Linked DNA regions of Homo sapiens: region 2 is linked to region 1. A link is a loop called in an ENCODE intact Hi-C map of the cell type or tissue named here. Cell type or tissue: mammary epithelial cell. All regions are shown on one strand. Links, peaks and the distances in the headings refer to the core of each region. The heading gives the core; the rest is flanking DNA. Region 1 has its middle 64 kb from the start of RXFP1. Region 2 overlaps RXFP1 (relaxin family peptide receptor 1).

The links. Peaks named below come from ENCODE experiments on the same cell type or tissue, not always from the same donor. Only the 100,000 strongest peaks of a DNase experiment are listed, where the experiment ranks them.
Region 2: it touches region 1 in a loop (6-fold over the local background); 1 of 110 quality-filtered maps calls a loop at or near these places.

What each region holds. Positions count from the first base shown.
Region 1 is chr4:158,455,522-158,460,904 of GRCh38, reverse strand. No RefSeq gene overlaps it. Among named protein-coding and RNA genes, the nearest start is that of RXFP1, 64 kb to the left of the region's middle. In mammary epithelial cell, for the core only: no CTCF peak of the experiment used is centred there; DNase peaks (open chromatin) are centred at 1,654, 2,164 and 2,274; H3K27ac peaks cover 3,477 bases.
Region 2 is chr4:158,576,137-158,581,519 of GRCh38, reverse strand. The region is part of intron 2 of RXFP1 (relaxin family peptide receptor 1); the gene reads right to left. Among named protein-coding and RNA genes, the nearest start is that of RXFP1-AS1, 14 kb to the right of the region's middle. RefSeq lists an enhancer at 934-1,510. In mammary epithelial cell, for the core only: a CTCF peak has its summit at 2,846 (motif pointing right); no DNase peak of the experiment used is centred there.

The DNA of each region.
Region 1 (5,383 bases), core at 167-5,166:
ATGAAATATCAATTTCAACTATCAAATGGATATACAATTTTAAAATAACAAACCTAGTGTAGATGATGTTTGATTGTGGGTAATCTCACAGACATATCATGAACAATTGTCTTCTCTCTTGCATCATTAATTTTCTCTCACTATACAGAAGAAAAGAACTTAGAATAGCTCAAAGAATCTTGCCAGAGAAGAACAAAGTTAGAGACTCTAATTATTTGATTTCGAGAATTACTACAGAGCTACAGCAACCAAGACAGAGTGGTACTGACATGAAAACCGACAAATAGATCCCTGGAACAGAATGAAATTCCACAAATAGACATAAATGTACAAGCAACTGATTTCTGAAAAGGCTGCAAATTCATTTCAATTCAATTCAATTCAATGGGTAAAGAAAAGTCTTTTCAACAAATAGGCCTATAAGAATTGGTAAATATAAAGGGAAAAAGGAACTTTGACATTCATCTTATGCTGCACCCAAAATTAATTTGAATGAAATGTGAACCTAACATAAAAACTAAAATTGTAAAATTTCTATAGGAGAAAGCTTCTTTCATAAAAAAAAAAGCTTCTACAATATCTTCACGATCTGAGGGTGGGCAAAGATTTCTTAGCAAGGACGCTGAAAGCACTAAATGTAATAGAAAGAAAAATATATTTACCTTGAGGGGTGGAGGAAGATGGTTGAATAGAAGCCTACACTGTTTGTCCTTCCCACAGGTACAGCAAATTTTAACAACTATCTGCACACAGAAAAGCATCATCACAAGAACCAAAAATCAGGCAAGCAATCACAGTATCCAATTTTAACTTCATATTGTGGAAAGAGGCATTGAGGAGGACAGGAGAGACAGTCTTGAGTTGCTGACGCCACCCGTCCCATCCCTCATCCCCTGGCAGCAGCTGTATGGCATGGAGAGAGAATCTGTGCACTTTGGGAAGGAGAGTGCAGTGGCTGGGGGACTTTACATTGAACTCAGTGCTGCTCTGTCACAGTGGGGAATAAAGCTGTGCTGGGCTCAGGCAGCACCCGTGCACAGAGAAAGCATTTGGACCAGCTATAGCCAGAGGGGAACTGCCCATCTCAGTAGTGGAACTTGAGTTTCTTGGCAAGCATAGCCACTGGGGGCTAAAGTGCTTTGTAGTCCTAGTTAACTTGAAAGGCAGTCTAGGACACAAGCAATTCCTAGGCAACTTCTGGTGCTAGTCTAGGCTTAGAACCAGTGAACTAGGGTGGCATGTGACCTAGGGAGACACCAGCTGGCTCAGCTAAGAAAGTGCCTGCACCATCCCTCCCCCAACCCCAGGTAGTGCAGCTCACAGCAACAAAAGTGACTCCTTCCTTCTGCTTAAGGAGAGGTGAGCAAACAGTAAAGAGGACTTTGTCTTGCATCTTGGACACCAGCTGAGCCATAATAGGATAGGGCACTGGGAAAAGTTGTGCAGCCCCCATTCCAGGCCCTAGCTCCTCCATGACATTTTTAGACATTCCTGGATGGGCCCAGAGGAAATGCACTGCCTTGAAGAAAAGGACCCAGTCCTATCAGTACTCATTATTTGCTGACTTATGAAGCTTTGGGCCCTGAGTAACCAACAACACCCAGGGAGTACACCATGGGTCTTGACCTCTGAGATGTGCTGGCTTCAGGGGTGACACAGCACATTCCTAGGTGTGGTGGCTATGGTGAAAGACTCTTTCTATTTGAGAAAAGCAGAGGGAAAAGTAAAGGGAACTTGACCACAGTGGGGTAAAACAAAAAGCAGACTCTTGGGATTCCTGAGTTCAGGCCTAGGCTCTTGGACAGCATTTCTGGACCTGCCCTAGGCCAGAGGGGAGCCCACTTCCCTGAAGGGTGAGTCCCAGGCCTGGCAGCATTCACCACAAGCTGACAGAACAGCCCTTGGGCTTTAGGTGAACATTGGCAGTGGCCTGGCAGAACCCCCTGTCAAATGATGGTGGTGACCACAGGGAGAGTCTCCTCTGTCTTTGGAAAGTGGAGGGAAGAGTAGGGAAGGACTTTGTGTTGTGGTTGAGTAACAGCTTAGCCACAGCAGAACAGAACATCCGGTAAATTGCTAAGATTTTTGACTCCAATCCCTGGATCCCATACAGCATCTCTGGTCAGGCCCAGGGCCTCAGGTAACTCATGAAGGGAAGGGCCTTGGGGAAGGCCCAGTGTTTTGCTGGCTTCAGGTCTGACCTAGCACACTTCCAGTGGTGGTGGCCACAAAGGTAATTGCATCACCATACCCCCAGTACCAGGTGGCTCAGCACAAAGAGAAAGACTCTATTTGTTTGGAAGAAAATAAGGGAAAATAACAAGAGTCTCTGCCTGGTAATCAGAGAATTCCTCCAGGTCTTATCCAAGACCACTAAGGCAGTACCTCTACAAGTCTGCAAAAACCAGAGCGTTATTGGGCATGGGGGCCAAGTCCCTTTGAATACCTGGAAAGCCTTCCCAAGGAGGACAGGTACAAACAAGCCCAGACTGTGAAGACTAAAATAAATACCTAACTCTTCAATGCCCAGACACTGACTAACATCTACAAGCATCAACACCATTCAGGAAAACATGACCTCACCAAATGAACTAAATAGATCATCAGGAACCAATCCTGGAAAAACAGACATATATGACCTTTCAGACAGATAATTCAAAATAGTTGTGTTGAGGTAACTCAAAGAAATTCAAGATAACACAGAGAAGGAATTCAGATTACTATCAAATAAATTTAATGAAGAAATTGAAATAATTAAAAAGAATCAAGCAGAAATTATGGAGTTCAAAAATGCAATTGACATGCTAAAGAATGCATCAGTCTCTTAATAGCAGAATTGATCTGGCAGAAAAAAGAATTAGTGAGTTTGAAGATAGGCTGTTTGAAAATACATAGTTAGAGGAGACAAAAGTAAAAAGAATAAAAACAATGAAGCACACCTACAGGATATGGAAAATTGCCTCAAAAGGGCAAATCTAATAGTTACTGGCCTTAAATAGAAGACAGAGAAAGAGATAGGAGTAAAAAGTTTATTCAAAGGAATATTATCAGAGAACTTCCCAAACCTAGAGAAACATATCAACATTCAAGTACAAGAAGATTATAGAACACCAATCAGTTTTAACCCAAAGAAGACTATCTCCAGGCACTTAATAGTCAAACTCCCAAAGGTTATGGATAAAGGACTTTGTGTTGTGGTTTGAGTACCAGCTTAGCCACAGTAGAACATCCAGTAAATTGCTAAGGTTTTTGACTCCAATCCCTGGATCCCATACAGCATCTCTGATCAGGCCCAGGGCCTTAGGTAACTCACGACCACAAAGGGAAGGACTTTGGGCAAGGCCTAGAGCTGTGCTAAAAGCAGCAAGAGAAAAGACATAAATAACATAAAATGGAGCTCCAGAATGTCTGGCAGCCAACTTTTCAGCAGAAACCTTACAAGCCAGGAGAGAGTGGCATGACATATTTAAAGTACTGAAGGAAAAAGCTTTTACCCCTATAATAGTATATCCAGTGAAAATATCCTTCAAGTATGAAGGAGAAATAAAAACCTTCCCAGACAAACAAAAGATGAGGAATTTAATCAACACCAGACCTGTCCTAAAAGAAATGCTAAAGGAAATTCTTCAATCTGAAAGAAGAGGACATTAATCAGCAAGAAGAAATCATCTGAAGGTATAAAACTCCTTGGTAATAGTTAAGTAAGTCGAAAAACACAGAACAGTATAACACTGTAATTTTGGTGTGTAACCTACTCTTCTCTTAAGTAGAAAGACTAAATGATGAACCAATCAAAAATAACTAAAACAGTGTTTCAAGTACAATAATACAAAGAGGAACAACAAAATGTTAAAGAGCTGGGGATGAAGTTAAAATGTAGAGTTTTTATTCGTTTTATTTTTGTGTTTGTTTATGCAATCAGTGTTGTTGTCATCAGTTTAAAATAATGGATTATAAGACAGTATTTGCAAGCCTTGTGGTAACCTCAAGTTGAAAAACATACAATGGATACACAAAACATAAAAATCAAGAAATTAAAGCATACCAACAGAGAAAATCACCTTCACTAAAAGACAGGAAGGAAGGAAAGAAAGAGGAGAAGACCACAAAACAACCAGAAAACAACAAAATGGCAAAAGTCCCTACTTATCAATAATAACATTAAATGTCAAGGGACTAAACTCTCAAATCAAAAGACATAAACTGGCTAAATGGATGAAAAAACAAGACCCAAGGCTCTGTTGCCTACAGAAAACATACTTCATCTATAAAGATATACATAGACTGAAAATAAAGGGATGGAAAAATATATTCCATGCCAATGGAAACTAAAAAAGAGCAAGAGTAGCTACACTTATGTCACACAAAATAGATTTCAAGACAAAAACTGTAAGAAGAGACAAAGAAGGTCATTGTATAATAATAAATGGGTCAATTCAGCAAGAGGATGTAATAATTGTAAATATATATGCACCCAACAGTGAAGCACCCAGATAAATATACAAAGCAAATAGTATTATTCTTTAACTTTACTTTAGATTTGGGGATACATGTGAAAGTTTGTTACACAGATAAACTCGTGCGACAAAGGTTTGTTGTGCAGATTATTTCATCACCCAGGTATTAAGTGCAGTACCCAATAGTTATCTTTTCTGCTCCTCTCCCTCCTCCCACCTTCCCCCTTCAAGTAGAGTCCAGTGTCTGTTGTTCCCTTCTTTGTGTTCATGATTTCACATCATTTAACTCCCACTTATAAGTGAGAACATGCAGTGTATGATTTTCTGTTCCTGAATTAGTTTGCTAAGGATAATAGTCTCCAGTTCCATACGTGTTCCCATAAAAGACATGATGTTATTCTTTTTTATGGCTGCATAGTATTCCATGGTATATATATATACCACGTTTTCTTTATCTAATCTGTCACTGCTGGGCATTTAGGTTGATTCTGTGTCTTTGCTATTATAAATAGTGCTGCAATGAACCATTGCATGCGTGTGTCTTTATGGTAGAATGATTTATATTCCTCTGGGTATACACCCAGTAAAGGGATTGTTCGAATGGTAGTTCTGCTTTTATCTCTTTGAGGAATTGCCATACTGTAAAGCCAATATTATTAGAGCTAAAGAGAGAGAGAGACTCCAATACAATAATAGTTGGAGATTTCAACATCCTACCTGCAGCACTGGACAGATCTCCATGACAGAAAGTCAACAAAGAAACATTGGATTTAATCTGCACTATAGAACCAATGGGTCTAATAGATATTTACAAAACATTTAATCCAATGGCTGCAGAATACACATTTTTCTCCTTGGCACAGAGATCATTCTCAAGGTTAGATGACCATATGTTGTCACAAAACAAGTCTTAAAACATTCACAAA
Region 2 (5,383 bases), core at 146-5,145, 120 kb before region 1:
TACCTTTTTAAAACCAAAATCCTTAAAGGGAAGACTTCATAGAATTCAAATTTTATCAATAAGAGATTTGTTTGAAGGCCCTACTACACAATGATTAACATCATAAGCATGTTCTTTCCTCCCAAACAAAAACAAAACAGAACAAGCCAAGCATTTGGTATGAATTCTGAGCAAACCATGATGTCAGAAGAGTTATGTAACCTCTCTGTACTTCCATTTTCCTTCCCTGTGTAATGGAAATAGTCTATCATATCTAATTTATAGTGAGGAGGAATGAGAGAATGTGCTTAAAGGATTAGGACTATGTCTGAAACATAATAAATACTAAAAAAATATAAGACACTATTAATTTTATTATTACAACTCTTATTAGACAAAACCAAATATTCCTAGGAGGGTTAGAATATAGTGTCACAAATAGTCATGCACAGGCTGGGTATGGTGGCTCATGCCTGCAATCCCAGCACTTTGGGAGGCCAAGGTGGGTAGATCACTTGAGGTCAGGAGTTCGAGAGCAGCCTGGACCACATGGTGAAACCCTGTCTCTATTAAAAATTAGCCAGGTGTGGTGGCAGGTGCCTGTAATACCAGCTACTCAGAAGACTGAGGCAGGAGAATCACTTGAACCTGGGAGGCGGAGGTTGCAGTGAGCTGAGATCGCGCCATTGCACTCCAGTCTGGGTGATAGAGCAAGACTCAGTCTCAAAAATAATAATAAAAAAAGTAGTCATGCATAGACAAACCTAGAACATAAGATGTCTTTTCAAACCTAAAATATTCAGTGAATGGCAAAATTGCAAAGTAAACTATTACTAACAGACAACAAAGTCCGCCGCAGTGGGGAGGGAAGGCAAAGCATTTAAGATCACATTGGGAAGGAGCTGAAATAGAAAACTTTACGTGGGAAAATGTTCATACTTTCAAGGAGCTTCCCAGAGAAGCATTCATAGGCAGAGGGCAGTTTTTGCTACATGGTAAAGGTGACTCTCTACTTACTGTTGTTTGTTGCCGCAACTTTCTGTGTACATTTGAGAAGTGGGAGGCAGGGAGGGAAGTGCTGGCAAAGTTGAACTCAAGAAAGACTTGGTATATTGTACATTTAAACATTTTTTCTGTATATTATGATATTTAACATCTTTTAAAAAACCTTTCTAGGCTAGTAAGAGATTGTCTTTCCCAGGGCTTGTCAGTTCTTAGAGAGCAAAGGGTGCTCAGAGCATGCCTTTGATATGCAAACTAACCAATCCAGACCTAGAGCTCCTCTGATTAGCCCACACACCCCGGAGGCAATAGTCCTCCTCCTCATTATCCTAGGGCCAGGTAGCTGGGAAGTAAGGACCACTGCTAATGTTTAGAGCCCTCCAAAATTATTCAAACCAGCACATCTTAAGCTGCTCACCCTGCACTGCCTTGTGTTTCCCTCAGAAACCCCAATAAAGGCTCTGGCCTGATGCCTCCCCTCTCACCCGTCTTCTGCCTCCTGACCATCCTGGTGTCTTTCCCATCTAGCCCTGTATGGTATGCCCTGCCTCCTGTCTCTAGAACCTGTGGGAATAATAAACTTTTGTGTTTCTGAGCCTCCCTGGTGTCTCTTGTAGCCATACCTGACTCACCATAACATAAAAGAGTACAAAACACCCGGTAAAAACCATGTGGTTCAAGTTTAGCACAACCCAGAACTGCAAGTGAACAGTGAAGCAAAATCATCTTTAGGAGGTTTTATACCACATACAATTATGCGTAAGAACAGCTCATTGGAAATTCTGTCTAAAATCCACTAAGACTAAATTCTAAGGCTTGCTTTAATCTGGACCAGAACTTTATGTCGACCTTAATAATGTCTCTTTAGGCCCACAGAAGATGGCCCTTCTCCACAAACTGTCCTAACATGCATTGTTCCCCAGGGCTGCTGTAACAAATTCCCACAAACTTGGTGACTTAAAACAAGAGAAGTTGGGCAGGCTGCGGTGGCTCACGCCTGTAATCCCAGCACTTTGGGAGGCCGAGGTGGGCGGATCACGAGGTCAAGAGATCGAGACCATCCTCGCCAACACGGTGAAACCCCATCTCTATTAAATACAAAAATTAGCTGGGGGTGGTGGCATGCGCCTGTAGTTCCTGTACTCAGGAGGCTGAGGCAGGAGAATTGCTTGAACCCGGTAGGCAGAGGTTGCAGTGAGCCGAGATTGTGCTACTGCACTCCAGCCTGGGCTACAGAGTGAGACTCTGTCTCAAAACAAAAAAACAAGAACAAGAGAAGTTTGTTCTCTCACAGTTCTGGAGGCCAGACGTCTGCAACCAAGGTGTCAGTGGGGCCACAGCGTCTCAGAAGGTTTAGGGGGAGAATCTTTCCTTGCCTCTTTCAGCTTCTGATGGCTCCTGGTGTTCCTTGGCTTGTGGCAGCATCGCTCCAGTCTCTGCCTCTGTCTTCACACAGCCCTCTTCTCTCCAGCATCTCTGTATGCCATTTCCTGTCTCTTGCGAGGACACTGTCATTGGATCTAGGGCCCACCCTGATCTAGTATGATGTCACTCTTTACCTGCATTATATTTGCAAAGACCCTATTTCCAAATAAGGTCACATTATTTGCACGTTAATTTTTGGCAGATACTAACACACTACACGACCCAAAATGTATTAGAAGAGGTTTTCCATTTCCCCTATGGGTTATAGAATTGGTAATATGTAAACAGACTGACAAAGGCCTTTATCCTTTTCCTGTAGACAAGGCTGCTAAAGTGCTAAAGAACAAGAGTACAGTAGGGAGGCACCAGAAAGCCAGTCTTCCCAGTTACAGTAATTCAACCTGTCTCTCAGATAAGGTTGGGTTAGTGTAACCATGAGGGGGAGCCCTTATTTAGCACAGCCTTCTGTTTATAACACAGAAGGAATGCTAGAGCAAATTCTAATCTAGAAACGTAAAGAGTTTCTTTTAAATACAAATCTAGAGGAAGTGAACTAATTTAACAGCATCTGAGAATTTGATGTTCCTTTAACATTTTTACTACTGAGCTTGCACTCATTTGAAAATGAACACAGATGATTCCTAAAGAAGAACCCTCAACTTTTTGTTATCAGGTTCCTTTGTTATTTACCCAGATGTATTCTCTCAGGTATCATAGTTCTAGCTGAAAAACTGAAAGGTCCCTCCTTTTGGGTTTGTCATTGTCACATCAAACACTGCTCTGATGACTTAAAAAAATTTTTTTGGTCCTTATGCTGTTTGATTGTGTCTGTGACAGTTCTGAGCAGAGATGAAGAATGGTTTAGTGACACATGGCAAAAAAACAAATGGAATTATATGGGAATGATATAAAATTGCATAACTCAGGAAACATCTATACATTTCTATACTGAAGTTCACCAGTAAGGATCAAAGTTATTATAAAAATAGTGTAATCAGTTTTTGATATATGTATGTCTGTATACATGTAAATTCCATATTGTGTAAATATTTTAGAAAAAAGGATTCATATGAATTCAACTGAAAAATTTTAAATCTATTGATTTTGCTTGCATTGTGTTCACAAAAAATCTTCACTGAGTTAATGTCATGCTCTTTGTGCTGAAATATTTTATTTTTTATACTTAATAAAGTGTTTAATTACAGGGAAATTAATTATTTATGGGTTTTCTGAGAAAACTGGGACCTTAATATGTACTAAATAAGAGTACTTGTTTAAAGTGCCTGCGATAACACAAAAGTGACAGTTCTTTCTAAATATAATTAGTTCATGTATTAGTTCAAATATAGAGACTCAGTTTAATTCATTTGGTGTTTCATTTTTTTCAGCGATATCCCTAAATTTTATTTCTACAATTTCCATTTGACTTATTTTTCCATTTTAATAATTATTATTAGTGTCAAGGTTTAAATAGCTTGACAGAATAAGGGAGAGGTTTTTGGAGTTTAAGATATACCTTAAAAGGTCTAATTAAGAAAAAACTCTTTCATTAAAAGAAGGTATTTTATTTGACAATATACTATTAAGTTGTAAGTTATTACTCTAAAAATGATTTTTAATTATGGGGTTTTCTTATATTTGTATGTTAAGATATTGTATTTTACATGACGGAAAATATGCATGAGGTTTACATATTCTGAAAAGAAGCAACTTTCTGACTTAATTTAATTAGTATTAAACAGAATTTACATATGGATGTTTTAAAAATGAACAGCCGATCAGGTGCGGTGGGCTCATGCCTGTAATCCCAGCACTTTAGGAGGCCGAGGCTGGTGGATCATGAGGTCTGGAGATTGAGACCATCCTGGCTAACATGGTGAAACCCCATCAATACTAAAAATGCAAAAAATTAGCTGAGCATGGTAACACACACCTGTAGCCCCAGCTCTTGGGAGGCTGAAGCAGGAGAATCACTTGAATCCTGGAGGCAGAGGTTGCAGTGAGCTGAGATCACGCCACTGCACTCCAGCCTGGGTGACAGAATGAGACTGTCTCAAAAGAGAAAAAGAAGAAAGAAGAAGAAGAAGAAGAAGAAGAAGAAAAGAACAGCCTTGGGAGCATAAATGATCCAGATACTATAAAATGAAGGAAAAAACCACTCAGTTTGCAAGGGAAATTAAAGCAATTAGAGACAAACAGAAATAACTGCATCTCATAATTTTTCCATCACCTGGACTCTAAAGATGGTGATGAAATTCTGCCATCCTTCCTGGAAAGTTCCAGTCTATTTTTGCATGGACAGCAGCAGCATGCCAACTGGGCATCTTTGAGGTTTTGAACGGAATTAATTTTTTTTTTCTATTTCTAGATGACTGCCACTACTAGCATACCGGTTTTCCTAGAGGAGCTAAAAATTGTAGATAATTGATAATAATGGAGTTTGTGAGCAAGTTAGAATGCTTGTGTACCATATTGAAAACTTGATTCTAATGTATCTCTGCTGTTGCTACCATTTTGCATGCATTCCTGATTTTCTGCTCATTGGGTTTAGGTTCATGGTTCTCAAAACTTAGCGTGTATTAGAATGACACGAGGCTCATATTAAAACAGAGCTTTTGATTCAATAGGTCTGGGATGGAGCCTGAGAATTTTCATTTCTTTTTTTAAATTTTTATATAAATATTTTAAAATAATTATTTTTTCTTTTTTAAAAAATATTGAGACAGGTTTTTGCCATGTTGCCTAGGCTGATCTCCAACTCCTGGACTCAAGCAATCCTCCCACTTTGGCCTCTCAAAGTGCTGGGATTACAGGTGTGAGTCACTGGGCCTGGCCAAAATGTGTATTTCTAACAACTTCTTGGGTAATGTTGATGAATTTGGTCTCAGGACTACTTTTGGAGATCCAGTGGTCTAGGTGAATTTCAAGAAAGTTATGTGATTCTGGCATAAGAAGATCAGTAACAAATTGAAATAGT